Regions from separate parts of the Homo sapiens genome. Here region 1 is linked to region 2. Evidence: chromatin loops called from intact Hi-C (ENCODE). Cell type or tissue: dorsolateral prefrontal cortex. All regions are shown on one strand. Each heading gives the region's core, and the rest is flanking DNA. Links, peaks and the distances in the headings are about the cores only.

Evidence for each region. Hi-C counts contacts between places; a loop is a spot of excess contacts. Peaks named below come from ENCODE experiments on the same cell type or tissue, not always from the same donor. Only the 100,000 strongest peaks of a DNase experiment are listed, where the experiment ranks them.
Region 1: a loop joins it to region 2, with 3 times the contacts of the local background. A loop is called at or near these places in 5 of 110 quality-filtered maps.

The regions. Positions count from the first base shown.
Region 1 is chr1:37,320,631-37,328,960 of GRCh38, forward strand. No RefSeq gene overlaps it. Among named protein-coding and RNA genes, the nearest start is that of LITATS1, 150 kb to the right of the region's middle. In dorsolateral prefrontal cortex, for the core only: CTCF peaks have their summits at 3,340 (motif pointing left) and 4,619; a DNase peak (open chromatin) is centred at 4,521; H3K4me3 peaks cover 473 bases; H3K27ac peaks cover 1,400 bases; H3K27me3 peaks cover 969 bases.
Region 2 is chr1:37,429,328-37,437,657 of GRCh38, forward strand. No RefSeq gene overlaps it. Among named protein-coding and RNA genes, the nearest start is that of LITATS1, 41 kb to the right of the region's middle. In dorsolateral prefrontal cortex, for the core only: CTCF peaks have their summits at 5,150 (motif pointing left) and 5,359; a DNase peak (open chromatin) is centred at 5,144; H3K27me3 peaks cover 1,568 bases.

The DNA.
Region 1 (8,330 bases), core at 85-8,084, 110 kb before region 2:
ATCAGCAAGCCCGCTACTGGGTATAGATCCAAAAGAAAGGAAATCAATACATCAAAGAGATAATCTGCACTCCTGTGTTCATTGTAGCACTCTTCACAGTAGCTGAGAGACGGAATCAACCTAAGTGCCCATCAAGAGATGAATGGATAAAGAGAATGTGGAATACATACACCATGGAATATTATTCAGCCATAAAAAAAAGTATAAAATCCTGTCGTTTGCAGCAACATGGATGGAACTGGAGGCCATGAGGTTAAGTGAAATCAATTAGGCACAGAAAGACAAATATCACATGTTCTCACTCATAGGTGGCAGCTTAAGAAGGGGATCTCATGAAGATAAAGAGTATATTAGTGGTTACCTGAGGTCAGGAAGGGGAGAAGTGAGGGGTATGGAATAAATAAATAAATTGCTACCACAAATTGACCCCTTATTCTGTGCAAAGTATGTGCGTGTGATTCACACACATGATCTCATTATATGAATAGTAATAGCAATAGCCAACGGCTGATTGAGCCCCTAATGTGAGCATTATGTCTATAACAACATGACGTCCTCCCTGAGGAAGGTGAGGGTCAGGGCCAGGCAGCCAAGTGCTTTGGGTCCCACCACCAACCAGCAGAGGATCCAGCATTAGAACTGTGGCCTGCCTTCCAGAAGGCTCCTTGAGGGAAGGTTCTAGCAAGAATATCTCCTTTGCCTGCCTCTCACCCTGGAGCCTCACACCAGCTGAGCAGACGGCAAAACCAGGGTGCACTTGCTTGCGGACTGATGGAGACTGTTAAATTCATTCAACAGTCAGGTCCGTGGGTGGAAACCACCCAAGTCCTCCACTTAATAGAAAAAAGTAATAAGTGCTAAGGAAAACCTCCTGACCTCAGTATTCATATCAGAAAACATCCTGCAAAATAAAAACAGTAGCATCTGTAAACTGTTTCACCTTTCCGCATATTATGGTGCCCAAGGTTGCACACTGGGGAATGTCAGAGCCAGGATTCAGCACAACTCTCCTTCCCCACCCATGCTCTTAGAGATCCAGGACTGGGGAGAGCATGACTTATTTTTCTCTGTTCCAAAGAGGATATTCTGGAAACGTATGATTGTGTCTGCTGTTGAATGTGTAGTCTATTTTATAAAAAGGTATGTGCAAAAGGAGTGGCCAGGGTGAGCCCCGGATGAAGCAGAGGATGGAGAGGAGACACAGGCAGGAGTGGGGACTTGTGACTTTGAGGTCCTGGGGGCTGTGCCCTGGGGTTGGTGGATGTGAGAGCAACAGAAGACAGGAGTTTCCTGGGAGCAATTATTCTACTTGGAAGAGGAGCAGGAGGCAGAGGAATGGAACACAAATTTATTGAACATCAACTGCGAGTCAGGCACAGTGCTAGGCCCTTACCTTCCTAATCCCATTTAATCACCCCATCCACAAAGCAGACAGAAAATGTCCATCCCACAAATGACAATGCTGAAGCTCAGAGAGTTTAAGTAAGTTGCTTAAGATCACACAGTTCATCAGCAGGGAAACAGAATACAAAACCAGATCAGGAGAGCTTATTCTCCTATATGTCAAACTTTGTGCACCTGACTTCCAAGCCTTCCTGCTGTAACTGTGGGCCTGGAGCCTCCTCAGCCCCAGAGTCCTCAGCCTTCAGCTCCCCTGTGAGCACTGCTCATCCTTCTGATGGAATTTGGAATCTTGTTGGCCTGAGAGCCGGGGACCTCCATTCTCTGCCCCAATTTTCCTTCCCAAAATGCTAGCCTGAGACCCTCTCTCTGGTCTTTGAAGGAGCTGTCCACTCTCCCCAGACCCTCCCAAAGCCTCTCCTTTGCTGGCCTGGGCACCCACTGCTCTCACAGCACATGCTCTGGGTGGAAGGAAGCAGGGAAGCTGCTCTGCTCCCTCGTCTCTTCCCCAGTGGATTTCTGCTCTGTCCTGCACATTCTATGGAGGAAAAGGGTCCAACTTTGACCGTCTGGGACACCTTCCCAGCAAGTGTCCTCTTCTCCAGATCATGGCCCTTTCTGAGTTATACCCTCCCCAGTGGGCATTTAGCTCATTTCTGGAACTAAATGGCCAGTGGCTGGCCTGGTCAATGGACAAGTTATACTCCTATTCATCCTTCAGATCTCAGACCAAACATCACTTCCTCAGGGAAGGCCTCCCTGACCCACCCGCGGACGCTCATTGCACTGTAAATTTGTCCCTCAGATTATTCTATACAATATCCAACCAAATCATACATAACATCATTCAGCGTTCGGTATTTGCCTCCCCTAATGAGCTGTGCACGCCATGGAGGTAAGGATTCTGTGTATCTTGTTCGACTATGAATCCCAGGCATTCTGCACACGATAGGAATGCAGTAAATATTTACTGAATGAATAATGAATGAATGCTCCAGACAGAATTGGGGCTCCCTCCTCTGGGCTCCCACAGTTCTCTGGACACAGCTTCTTTACCACTCTATCACACTGTGCCATAAGCCTCTATTTCAGAGTCTCAAACTCACAGCACGAGAGTCAAACCAGGCCCACAATTTTAAAGTAAGAGATGTTTTATATATATATATAGATAGATATAGATATATATATATATAGATATATATATATAGATAGATAGATAGATAGATATAGATAGATAGATAGATATAGATATAGATATAGATATAAAACCTAAACATTTAATTTATCTTGAAGAATAGGAAGATATGGCAGTGTTGTGCCACATTCCCACCTTGCAACAATCACGTGGAACTGAGTGGCAGCTGCCACCCTCTAGGTGGGGCCCCAAGTCTCCAGGTTGCCCCTCCCCAACTCCCTGTTCTTCTTACTCAGACCCAATTCACCCATCTCCATTACCACCCTGGCCATGGAAGGCACTTGGGTTTGTGACCCCCCTCTCTGTTTCCATAGCCCTTCCCCTTCCCTCCCCCGGCTGAGCACTCCCCTGCATGGGGTCCACACGGAGAAGATGCACCTCAAGGTTGGCTGAACGAGTGAACAAAAGCCAGAGCAAAAGGAAGCTACAGGGAGTGGTGACACCAAGTGGAGTGAACCTGAGTGTTGAGAGAAGAGAATGCCTTCCCTGAGGAATGGGAGCACCGGATTAGACGCTCTTTAGGGATTAGTCCAGAAAAGATAATTGAGTGTACCAAACACTTTGTATTTTGTCTCATTAGCTGCTCTGATGCTTGCCATGCTTAAAGTTGAGGGTGGTAAGTAGGTTAATCTCATTGAACTGGTTTAATAAGTAGAAATCCATTTTTAAATGTCTCCCAAGGATGGAAATCTTTGCTATGGCCCGGCTCCCCAAAGCGGCCTGGGACTCTACTGCCACCTGGTGACAATGAGTGCATATTGCAGGAAGAGTGTACTAAAAAGACAAGTGGTCAAGAACCTGGACCCTCCCCTGCCAGAAACAACCCTGAAAAGGGGACCCGGCGCCGTGGTTCACGCCTGTAGTCCCAGCACTTTGGGAAGCCGAGGCAGGCAGATCACGAGGTCAAGAGTTCGAGACCAGCCTGGCCAATATGGTGAAACCCCCGTCTCTACTAAAAACACAAAAATTAGCTGGGCGTGGTGGCAGGCGCCTGTAATTCAAGCTACTCAGGAGGCTGAGGCAGGAGAATTGTTTGAACCCAGGAGGCAGAGGTTGCAGTGAGCCGAGACTGCACCATTGCACTTCAGCCTGGGTGACAGGGCAAGACTTCGTCTCAAAAAAAAAAAAAAGAAAGAAAGGAAGGTAACCAGTGGAGCTGAAATTACTGGTTTAAAGGAGGAATTAAATTTAGTGCAACTCAAAACACAATTACCTAGTATTTGAGGTATCTGAGCTTGGAGTTTCCAACCCTCTGGGAGCTTCTAACTATAATCACGACAGACATACATAATTTACTCTAATGCAAAGTAGACTGAGGCCCAGGTCCAGAACTGTCAAATCCTTCTGCATGTGGGTGCTTCTGCTCAGCTTGAACTAACAACCAAGAGCTGGCAAATATGGACCAGGCACCAAGTAAAGTGTTTCTTACACATTTTTCTTTTCTCCAGTAAACCTTCACAACAATCTTCTAAAGTCCTATTATTACCCCATTCTACAGGACAAGGAAATGGAGGCTCAAAGAGTTGACATCAAGTGCCCATGGTCAAGAGCTACCATGAGCAGCAGAGAAAGGACTCAGGTCTGGCTTAGGTCTGGCTGACTCCAGGCCCTTCACTGCTTCTCTATAGTTTCCTATCTGCTCTAGACCCAAGGTAACCTCTTTGAAATTCCAGAGCTCACCCAAAACCAGCATCTCCCCTACCTGTAATTCCTGGAAGGACGGAATAGCACAAAGAGGAATGTTAGAACTTCCCACCTCATACCTTGGTTGTCTCCCTGTCCTTTCTGTCCTCTCCTCCTCCGCCTCTGTTCTACAAGACCCTCTGGGGCTCTTCTGGTCCCTGCCTGCCCCAGGGGAGGCTAGCTGCCTGTCCTGAGTCTGGATCCCAGGATTTTGGTCATCCCCATGCCAAGTTCACATCCCATCTGGTGGCATGGAGCCTGGTTTGCTGATCGGCAAGTTCACAGCATGAGCCTGTGCTCCCCAGAGAGAAATACAAAACCATAATTGTCCCCAGATTGGCTTGTGTTCTTTGTAGAAAGAAACAATACACAGCCTTTGTGTTCAAAAGAAAAAATTACTGAAACAAAAAATTTCCAGTTCACACTCTTTTGAATTGAGAGAAATAAGTAAACACTATTTCCCAAATCTATGTTCACTGGGAAGCCTCCTTTTATTATATTTATGCAAAAACATGAGCCAAATCTCATCCTACGCTGATATAAGACACATTTGATAATAAAATGCAAACGCTGTTTGCAAAGAATTAGAGAGGATCAAGTTCTGGTCTATTGTGAGGACTAGTTTTAAAATTAAGACTTTTAAGCTTCATGTATCCCAATTTTATTTTGCAATAATCCATGCCTTCAACTTACCCTGTTTATATTTGCTCCGAAAAATGTAGCCAAAAATTCACTGAACATTGATTGTGAAAAGGGTAACTCATTATCTGCTTTCATCCAGAAATAACAGAGAACGAAAGAAAGGTGTTTGCTTGTGTTCCCACAATTCTTTGGGAAATATTTGCTTTCAGACATTTTGTAATATTGTGACGTGTGCACATTTCTGCATGGAAGCTTTGTAATTTTTAAAAAGATACCAAAAGGAGCAGAAAGGAGACTAAAGGTTTGCACCTGTGCCCAGGTCACAGCAGAGCCTAATCTGCATACTCACCTGAAGGATTATGGGACATTGCCATAGCCCTCCGATGAGCATTGACACGAGGGGTCTCCAAGCAAGGAGGACTTTGGGAGGTTGCTGGAGGGACGTTGCATACTAAGCCCCATGGCCATGAAAGGAATATAGAGAGACCACCCCTGGTGCTAAAAAGGACACTCTCAGGGGGAGAGGGAAGGCTTACAGGAAAGCTACCCTAAGCCAAAAAGTAAGTAAAAGTATATGACCCACTATAACAGTGGAAGCCAGTGGCTTCCTCAATGGTATAACAGACAGGCTAGGGAGCCCCAGTGCCTGCTGACCAGTGTCCTGGGTTTCAACCCCCCGGCTTCTGAATCTCCCCCTTTGCTTAGGAGTTGAGCCTAGCCCACTTGGGATTTGCATTCACTGCCTGACCAGCGCCCCATCCCATTTCTATTCCTACCTCTCCCCTTGCCTTCCCTTTTTCATCTTCCGTTCATCCATCTTGCTAACTGACGGATGTGTTTCCATTACTGCCAACATTCACATTAAAACTCTCTGACCTTTATGTCGCTTTTTTTCTGTTCTTTCTAGAGCACTTTTACTTACACGAATGCTTCTTCAACTGAATACACACAACCCTTGGGGGCTCCCACCCGTGGGCCAGGGAGTATGCAGAGCCACATGACAAACACGGCCCATCTTGCTGGCACTGAAATTACCCAATGATAAGTAACTTAAAACACTGTGTTAAAAGAAACAACATGGATACATTATGGAGCAGAATGCAAAATGCACCTGAATTTTTAAGCTACAGTAAGACTTCAAATAAATTCTGAGCTTGTGGCTATCTGCTTTAAGCTATACCCTCAAACCCCAGGATACAGCTTACTCTCTTTTGCCATTAGGTTTTGCTTTAGTGGAAAAGCTGGAGAAGCTCTGACTTAATTTATCACATAAAATTCTCAAACTAGGCCAGGCATGGTGGCTGACGCCTGTAATCCCAGCACTTTGGGAGGCCAAGGCAGGCAGATCACCTGAGGTCAGGAGTTCGAGACCAGCTTGGCCAACATGGTGAAACCCCATCTCTACCAAAAATACAAAAATTAGCCAGGCATGGTGGCAGGCGCCTGTAATCCCAGCTACTTGGGAGGCTAAGGTAGGAGAATCGCTTGAACCTGGGAGGTGGAGGTTGCAGTGAGCCAAGACCACACCACTGCACTCCAGCCTGGGCAACAGAGCAAGACTCCATCTCAAAAAAAAAAAAGAAAAAAGAAAATTCTCACAACAGCCCTTTAAAAAGCTAAACAGTTTTAGAGATGGAAAAATAGGGACTCAGAGATGCTTAGCAACTTGCCCCGGGTCACCTAGCAAGCAGGTGTCAGAGCCTAATGTCTATCCAGCTATTCTGGCTCCAGGCAGGATACTCATTCCATTGCAAGGTATCGCCAGGTGCCTTGAACTTCCCGAGGCAAGAAGACCCTGGAGACAGGTAGCAGGGTGGCCAGGGCTGGGGTGGCTTCAAAACTCACAGACAAGCAGATGCTTCAAGTCTGGGAAGCCTAAGCCCAGGTGGCTGCAATTCTGATGTCACCTAGATAAGCCACTGTCAACTCTGCCATCCCCTTCCCCAGGCTCAGAGGCTGAGGACAGAGAAGCTGGGGTTGTGCCCCAGTTCTTTCTAGTAAGACTCAAAGGACAAAGGGTGGGCCCAGGGAACATGGGTGACCCTGGCCTCATCCTCAGTGCCCATTGCTGTCAGGGCAGGGGCTCCAGCTTGCAGCACTCTGGGCCCAGCAGGATTCTATAGACTGCTGCTGAATTGGCTGGGACAGGATTGAAAACCCCACACCTTTCCCACTCAGCCACCCTCTGTGAGGTTATGGCAGGAGTCCCTTCCCAGAGTCAGGAGGCCTAAGTTCTAGCCCAGTTTCTCCAAAAGAAGCTCAGGCCAGGCCCTCCTCCCTCTGGCTCTGGCACAGCGGGGCTCACTCAAGCACAGTGATTGAGCTCAGGGGTTCTCGAGCCAGAGCTACCTGGCTTCAAATTCCAGTTTTTCCATGAACTAGCTGTGTGGTCTTGGGTATGTTACTTAAGTGCCTGTGCCTCAGTCTCCTCACCTATAAGTGGGGGATGCTATGTGTGCTTACCCTCAAAGGCTCGTTGCGAGGGTTAAGTGAGTTAATCCACATAAGGCAATTAGAACTGTGCCTGGGCCAGGCGAGGTGGCTTGCGCCTGTAATCCCAGCACTCTGGGAGGCCGAGGCGGGCGGATCATTTGAGGTCAGGAGTTCGAGACCAGCCTCGCCAATATGGTGAAACCCCCGTCGCAACTAAAAATACAAAAATTTGCCTGGCATGGTGGTGGGCGCCTGTGGTCCCAGCTACTCGGGTAGCTGAGGCAGGAGAATTGCTTGAACCTGGGAGGCAGAGGCTGCAGTGAACGGAGATCACCCCAATGCACTCCAGCCTGGGTGACAGAGTGAGACTCCATCTCAAAAAAAAAAAAACAAAAAAAAAACTTCGCCTGGACCCAGTCAGTGTTTGGTGAAGGTGAGATGTTATTATAGTAAAACGGAGGACGAGGGAAGGTAGGGTGGCCCCAGGGACCCTCCCCAACTCCCCGTCCTTGCAGCAGAGCGTCTCTGACTGGCAGATAGGACGGCCGCCCATGCACGGCCACCTTTTTTTCTGGCTCCTGCTATGTCAGACTTAAACAGCTGCCCCAGAGTCAACTGCCACTTCCCATCTCTCCAAGACCCAAGGATTGAGTGAGAAAAGCGTCAATGAGAAATCACCAGGGCCCACAGCCTCCTCAGCAACCCCTCCCAGGTGCCATTCCTCAGCCACCCAACCCCCAGTCCCACAGCTGAGCATTCGTTCAACAATGATTTAATGAGCATCTACTCTGGGCCAGAAATTGGCTGGGGCATGGAGGATAGCATGGTGAGCAAAACCAGGCATGGTTTCTGTGCTCACAGACTCAGCGTCTAGAGCAAGACAATAAATAAATACACAGTGGGATGACAGGCAGTGGTAAGTACACTGTCAGGGTAAACCAGGGGAAGGGGAGAGAGATGGGAGAGGTGGTTTACA
Region 2 (8,330 bases), core at 287-8,286:
GGTTTGTTTGGCCCCACCAAGTTTCATCCCCAGTGTTGGAGGTGGGACCTGGTGGGAGGTGTTTGGGTCGTGAGGCTTGGTGCCATTCTTGTGGGAGTGAGTGAGTTCTCACTCTTAGTTCCCCTGAGAACTAGTTGTTGAAAAGAATCTAGCATCTCCTCTTCTCCCTCCCTATCTCTCTCCCCCTCTCGCTCCCTCTCCCTCTTCTGTCCCCCTCTCTCCCTCCCTTTCCCTCTTCTCTCCCGCTCTTTCTCTCCCTCTCCCCTTCTCCCTCTCTCTCTCCCCCATCCCTCTTTCTCCCCCTTTCCTCTCTCTCTCCCCCTTCCCTCTCTCTTTCTCCCCCTTTCCTCTCTCTTTCTCCCCCTTTCCTCTCTCTCTCCCCCTTTCCTCTCTCTCCCCCTTCCCTCTCTGTCTCTCCCCCATCTCTCTCACCCCTCTCCCTCCCTCTCCCTCCCCCTCCCTCTTTCTCTCCCTCCCTCCCTCTCTCCCTCCCTCCCTCCTTCTTTCCCTCCCTCCCTCTCTCTCTCCCTCGCTTCCTTTCTCTCTCTCCCTCCCTCCCCCTCTCCCTCTCTCTTTGTCTACACATGTTATCTCTGCACACAGGTCCCCTCTCCTTTCTGCCATGAGTGGAAGCATCCTGCAGCCCTCACCTGGGGCAGCACCTTTGCCGCCACCATGCTTCCAGTACAGCCTGAAGAACCATGAGCCAAGTAAACCTCTTTTCTTTAAAATTACCCTGCCTCAGGTATTCCTTCATAGCAATGCAAATGGACTGAGACAGACACCCACTGACCCCCAACCCCAGGGCTACTTTAGCATATTGGCAAGGCTGGGACCCAAAGAGCCCCTTGGAAATCCTACCTCCTACAAGGCCCTGCAGGGGAACAGACACAAGCCCCTCTGCCTGGGCAATGCCAGATGTTCCTTCCCTCCCAGTCTCCAGAGTTTGTAACCATCCTCCCTGCAGTCAGGGGAATCCCTCCTCTTTTCAATGTTCCCTCACTTTTCCCACCAGATCACACAGCTTAATTCCCAGGGGAGGCTTCAGCTTTAGGGAAATAAAACCTGAATGGAGAAGTGTCTTGCAGACAAAGTCTCTTCCAGTCTCAAGGCAGCTCAGGCCAGCCGCCTGCCTGAACGGAGACGAGAGAAAACGCCACCATCTCCAAGCGTTGCCCTCACCAGTGGGCGAGTGGGCCCTGGAGCCCCACTCAGGGTGGATCCCCGAGAATCTGGAGTCAGATTCTGAGGGGCTAGGCTGACCCAGGCACATCCCTGAGATAGCCCCAGAGGAGGCAGCGTTCAGTGAGGACACACACCCCAGCTGACTGTGACTATGCACAGCGGGCAGCTTGCATCCAGGATTGAAGCTAACTCTGGGTAAGGAGCCAGCAGCTCCACCTGAAAAGGGCAGGGGAGGCTTCCAGGGATGGAAGCTGTGGGCTTGGCCAGGCCAGGTGAGGACAGGGCACCAGCCAGAGGGGTAGGAGGCTCAGTGCAGGAAAGAGCTGGAGGCTGGACCTTGCACTGGCATCCAAGGAGATAGTGCCAGGTGGCCCTTAGCATCGTGGGCATGGTGTGGGTGGAGGGAGGAGTTAGGACAGGCAAATGAGGGCCAGTTGTAGGGGCCTTGAATGCCCGGCCAAGGAGCTTGGCCTTTATCCTGTGGGCAGTAGGGAGGCCACAGAAGGGTTTTAAGTGAAGAGGCTGTGCCCAGATTTGAGTGTTGAGAAACCATACTGGCCACAGGGTGGCTAGCAGAGTGGATAGGAGAAGGAGGGGAAGGGGTGCAGGGGAGAGGCAAGGAGGCCAAATTAAAAGTGACTGCAATCATTCAGGTGGTGGTGACCCAGACAGCGGTCTGGGATAAGGGGTGGGGAAGTAGAATCTCAACTGGGCTCGCCAGATAGGCACAGGAGCTGTGCCCTGGCCAGGTGGTCTCCTGGGCCAGGGCACAGCTCCTGTGCAAACTGCCATCCAACTGTCCCTCCACTGTAGAGGACTGCTTCCTTCAAGCCCACAGACAGGACCCTGCTGGCCTCCCAAGGTCAGTATGGTTGGGGCAGCAGCAGTTCAGAGCCCACCCCACCTCAGCGGCAGCCCAAAGGCTGGGAGGAGCCCTGGGGAGGCCTGGCCAAGGCTTGCAAGTGCTAGACTGGAGGGCTGAGACCTTGAACCTGTCCCAGGGAATCCCATTCATAGTCACGCACACAGGCATGCATTACACACCACACACCCTCACACATACAGGCACACCCAATTCACCTGACCCAATAGAAGGCACATGCCACAATCACACACGTGGCACCTGCCTTGCATGCACTTGACATCCCACCAGCTGGATACTCATATCATACTGACCTCCATGTCCCCAAAAATGATCACCACTCACACAAAACCCATTCTTCACTACCCCGGAAACACCCAGACATCACACACTCCATGCAACTCACACCCCATCCAGACCCACACCACCCAAAACAATATACGTTCCTTGTACTCAAACATCAGACACACCATGAAAACACACAAACCAGTACACACCACCCACCCTCCCACATCTAAGCTGGCCTGCCCACCACACACACACAGGCAGGTGCCCCTTACACACCACACACAGGGCTGAGGGAGGTCCCAGCCAACCTCCACTCCCAAACCTGCATATCCATGTCCACGGGGCTGGAGCTGCCTGAATGAGGCACCTTTGTCTGACTCACAAAAAGGCAGTACTGGTTTAGGGTAAACATGGCCTGCAGAGCTGGCTGAAATTTTCAAACCAAACAATGCCTGATAAAGACTTCTGTCTCTGGGGCCAGGCGCGTTGGCTCATGCCTGTAATCCCAGCACTGGGATGCCAAGGTGGGCAGATGACCTGAGGTCAGGAGTTCAAGACCAGCCTGGCCAATATGGTGAAACCCCGTCTCTACTAAAAATACAAAAATTAACTGGGCCTAGTGGTAGGCACCTGTAATCCCAGCTACTCGGGAGGCTGAGGCAGGAGAATCACTTGAACCCAGGAGGCAGAGATTGCAGTGAGCCGAGACTGCGCCTGGGCAACAGTGCGAGACTCCGTCTCAAAAAAAGAGTTATGTCTCTGGGAACAAACTACGTATCCACAGCTATGTAACAGTTACCTCCATCCTTAGTGAATCACAATGTACATCCAATTATAAATGATGGGAAAACTCCGATATCAAAGGCTAAGTTAACATGTATGTGATGCTTGGTGCATGCAATAAATTCCATTTTTTATTATAAGCAGATATACTGGGGTTTTTTTTAACTAACAGAATATCATTTTACCTTCTCCACTAAATAAATGTTGTACAAATATTTAGAGAATATTGACATAAAGTGGCACCAAACTGGCCTGCTTGGGAGGTCCTTCTGTCTCCATCTGGCCCTGCTTAGCTGAGATCCCTCCTATGGCCTTTCCAACATGGTGGGCAGGGAGGGGCGGTGGGCCTGGCACGCTCGGTGGGCCGACGGTGCCTGTTGCTGGCTGCATCGGCCGCAAGGAGGCTCTGGCCAGCAAGACCGGCTGCACACCTAGAGGGAGGCTGACTGGAGGTATTACTCCTAGAGGGGCTGTGGTGGATCTTTCTAAGCCCACACTTGACTCTGTCCACACAGAACTCGCCTGTGTGTGGTCTTTGGGGAGGCTGCACGGGAGCAGCATACTGATCAGGCTGGAAGGAGAGAAAGAAAGAGAAAAAACACCTTCAAACAGCAGAGCTTCATATTCGTCGTTGGCTCTAAAAGACCCAAGAACACAGATGTGCACAGGCCAGCCCTGAGATAGCCACACACCATGACACACAAAAGACACAGAGGCAACGTGTATGCAGAGACAACCTGCAGACAGAGACAGCTCACAGCTGCTGGCGCAGAGCAACACTCGTGTCCCAACACATACACAAAGCACAGAGGCAAAAGCCAGCATGCCAGGCAGACAGAACCAGCCCCAAAAGCCCCTTCACATGCCGGACAGACACACTTGCATGCACGTAGGTACCCAGCACCTGCACACAGGGATGTGCCCCCGCACGCGCAGCGGTGCTGAGACACACTCCCGAGCACACCCCACAGCCACTCTGAATGCCTCATCCTTGGCAGGTGGGAGCAGGTGTCTCCTTGCAGGCGACCCTGCTCCCCACCTTCTCTCAGCCTTGAGGCCAAGGGCCAAGGGCCGTCGGACCCCCTGCTGTGACTATAGTGGGCATGAGATCTAAATGACCCAGACCTACCCCACAGGAGGGAAAAGAAGGTCCTGACATTTGTTGGCTCACTCCTCTCAAACCCCTGCCACTGGGCAATTCAGTGCGTACTGGAATTGCCAAGGGATCGTGCCACTGCATTCCAGCCTGGGTGACAGAGTGAGACCCCGTCTCAATTAAAAAAATAAAAGAAAAAAAAGAAACAAACAAAAGAGAATTGCCAGGGGAGTTTTTTGTTTGTTTGTTTGTTTTTGGGTTTTTTTGTTTTTGAGACAGAGTCTCACTCTTGTTGCCCAGGCTGGAATGCAATGGCGTGATCTCGGCTCACCACAACCTCCACCTCCCGATTTCAAGCGATTCTCCTGCCTCAGCCTCCCAAGTAGCTGGGATTAGAGGCATACGCCACTGCACCCGGCTAATTTTTTGTATTTTTAGTAGAGACAGGGTTTCACCATGTTGGCCAGGCTGGTCTTGAACTCCTGACCTCAGGTAATCCACCCGCCTCGGCCTCCCAAAGTGCTAGGATTACGGGCGTGAGACACCGCACCTGGCCAGGGGAGATTTTTTTTTTTTTTTTTTTTTTTAATGACTGGTGCCTGAGCCCCACCCTCAGACTCTGATTCATGGATCTGGGGAGGGCACCAGGCCTGGGTGGGTTTTTAACACTCCCCAGGCTACTCTAATGTGCTCCCAGGGTTGAAAATTACTTAGGCTTCCCAGGGTCTTGCGGGCATCCCTGGTCTCCGCAGGACTGCCCCAATCAACAAGATCCTGAGGGTGTGAAGGTGCCCCCTCTCTGCCCTTCAGCTCGCCAAGGAAGCCCTTGCCACACTGGGTCCGACCCACCCACCACGAAGACCCTTTTCTAAGTGCTGGTGGCACTTAGAAAAGGCGCCGGGCACGCCCATCTGCGCACTGCGGCTGCCCCCTGCTGGACAGAGCCAGTCAGGCCCAGCTGCTGGCATGACCTGCCTCTCCCACACAGGGCAACCCCAGGCTGAGCTGTTAGGGGAGCCAGAAGCACATGACCCTCAAGAGAAGTCCCCACACCTTCTGCAAGAGTCCACAAACCGTCAGCTCTGCACCCTCCTACAAAACCCCAGCTACCTCTCTGGTCCCAGCTGTCTCAGGCCTAGATGATCACAGGTATTTTCCTTTGTTCATCTACTCAGTGGTAGCCAGCAATGCTGTGCTGGACTGACCAGTCCTGGCAGCTGGGGCTGCAGAGATGAATAAGGAAGGGAACTGACAAGTCCTCCCATGCCCAGCCATCTTCCAACAGCTGCCCAAGCCACCTTCCTCCAGCTGCCTATGTCCTTGCTACTCCACAGCCCTTGGTGCTCCCTCCTGCCCTTAGGATAAAGCCCAGGCTCCTCACAGCCGGGCTCCTGCTGCCCAGAGCACATCTCTTCTTAGTCTCCCGGAAGGCCTTCCACCCTGGGACTGCCTGGCAAACTGTCATTCGCAGTTCTACTTTCTACTTATGCCACCTCCTCCAGGAAGCCTTCTCTGACCTCCTCCCTCCACCAGCCTTCATATCCATTAGCCACTACCTCCTCTTTTCCCCTGAACATTACATACTTGCCTCTTATACTGATTCTCTGTTTATGTGTCTGCCTCCCTCCGCTCTAGACTTGGGGTTCCCGGTGGGGCGGGGGAGGTTCAGGGACCTGGGATCGATAAAGGTCTGTAGAATTAATGAAGCCTTCTCCAACCTGCCCAGTCCATAGAAAGCTCTTCTGTCTCTGGGTGCACCACACCAGTAGGCTGAGTGCCTCCCTCAGAGAAGCAATCCCTAGGGCAAGGAAGAGAAAAAATAACAGCTATGACACTACTAAAGCACATGCTTACTAGGTACCAGATGTGTATTCGATTCCACATGTTTTACATATATCAATTCATTTAACCCTCACAACATTATTATGAGCTAGATGGGAAACCTAAGGTACGGAGAGGTTAGATAACTTGCCCAAGCAAACATACAGCTGTCAGTCTAGAGCTGGGATCCTGCCCAGGAGTTGGCTCCAGAGGCCATACTGTTAACCATGTTAACCACATTTTCCGGTTTTTTGTTTGTTTGTTTGTTTGTTTGTTGTCGTTGTCTTCTTTTTGAGACAAGGTCTCGCTCTGTTGCCCAGGCTGGAGTGCAGTGGCACAGTGGCTCACTGCAGCCTCCACCTCCCAGGCCTCAATAGATCCTCCACCTCAGCTTCCTGAGTAGCTGGGTCTACAGGTGCGTGCCACCACGCCCGGCTAATTTTCTTGTAGAGACGGGGTTTTGCCATGTCGCCCAGGCTGGTCCCACTCCTAGGATCAAATGATCCACCCGATCACCCGCCGTGGCCTCTCAAAGTGCTGGAATTACAGATGTGAGCCACTGCCTGTGGCCCACACTTCCCTCTCAAGGGAAGAGAATGTTGGTGGAGAACCCATGTCCATTGCGGCCCTGAGCTGCCTCCCAGGCACCTCCTACGGGAGACAGGAAAGGTCTTCGCAGGAGAGGCCAGACCCAGATTCCCTAGCCATCCGCTCTAGGGCTGTGGCTTCTTTCACTTCCTTCTTAATTTTTCCAACAAGAACAGATGCCACTGCAGCTGACAACTGCCTGTGTGAATGGAAAGGCGGATCCAGCCCCTCATTTGTCTGGTGAGAAAATGAAATTGGACAAGGAGGCAGCTGAGCTTCGGGAGACCTGGAGGATCCAGGGGTGGTGGCAGGCATAGGAGGGCACCCAACAGGCAGGGAATGCAATACAGGGACAGGATGGTAGGTCTGAAATGCCCCAAGACCCTCTGCACAAGCCCCTGCCTCTAACACTTTTTTTTTTTTTAAGATGGAGTCTTACTCTGTTGCCCAGTCTAGAGTGCAATGGCACAATCTCAGCTCACTGCAACCTCCCCCTCCTGGGTTCAAGCGATTCTCCTGCCTCAGCCTCCTGAGTAGCTGGGACTACAGATGCACGCCACCACACCCGGCTAATTTCTGTATATTTCGTAGAGATGGGGTTTCACCATGTTGGTCAGGCTGGTCTCCAACTCCCAACCTCAAGTGATCTGCCCGCCTTGGCCTCCCAAAGTTCTGGGATTACATGTGTGAGCCACCACATCCCGCCCTCCAATACTTTCTTCCTTTGTCTCTCCCTCTCTTCTTCCCTTCCTTATGTCCTTCCTTTCTTCCTTCCAGACGTGGTGAGCAACTACCAGATACTCCCCCGTGCTGGCTCCTGGGAACACAAGGGAGAAGGAGTCACTAGCATCGTACTCAAGGAGCTCCCAGTCTGGAGAAACAGACAGGGCCAGACCATCAGTGAGTGCTATGATGGAGCAGATTCTGAGGTCCATCTGTCTGGGCTCCTATCAGCTTCCGCCACTTCCAAGCTGTGTGAATTGCACAAAGTATTTAAGTTCTGCATCTGTAAAATGGGATACTCAAGACACCTGCTTCACTGAGTGTTAGAAGGATTAATGGAGTTAACACATGTAACATGCTTCGGAATCGTGCCTGGCACACAGCAAGCTCCTTCTACCACATCTCCCAGGAATGTAGCCCCTCACCAAATCCCAGGATCCTCCTTGCTGCTGTTCCTTTTACTCCTCTGTTGTTCCTCACACCCCCTCACAATCTAGAAGTAGCCCCTGAGGTCTAATCACTATCCCTCCGGTTGCAAGGCACTTATCATCCACAGCAGATATTTACATGCACCACCCATAATAGGCATCACACTGAGCTCACCAGGGGAGCTGTCTAAGCATACCAGGGGAGGGCCCCTGGTGACTCCGAGACCCTGGTCTTGGGAGAGGATAAGAGTTTGGCCTGGGGTAGAACAGCTCCCTGCCCCAAACCAGGTGTGTCTGCCTCACCAGTCACTCAGGCCTGGGGTGGTAAGTGGCAGCCCTAACTGCAGAAAGCTGCCCCACCACTGGCTTCTCAGCCAGACAATTCTTATTGATAGCTGGCCTCAGGCTCTCTAGCTGTAGTGCCAAGGGTCACATTCTGACAGAGCAGAGGGAATGCTGGGGTGACCTGCAGAGGATGTTCTCCCTGACTCGGCCCCAGCCATGCAGCCCACGGTCCCAGGGAGCAAAGTTACAAGGTCAAGGAGTTGGGGCACAC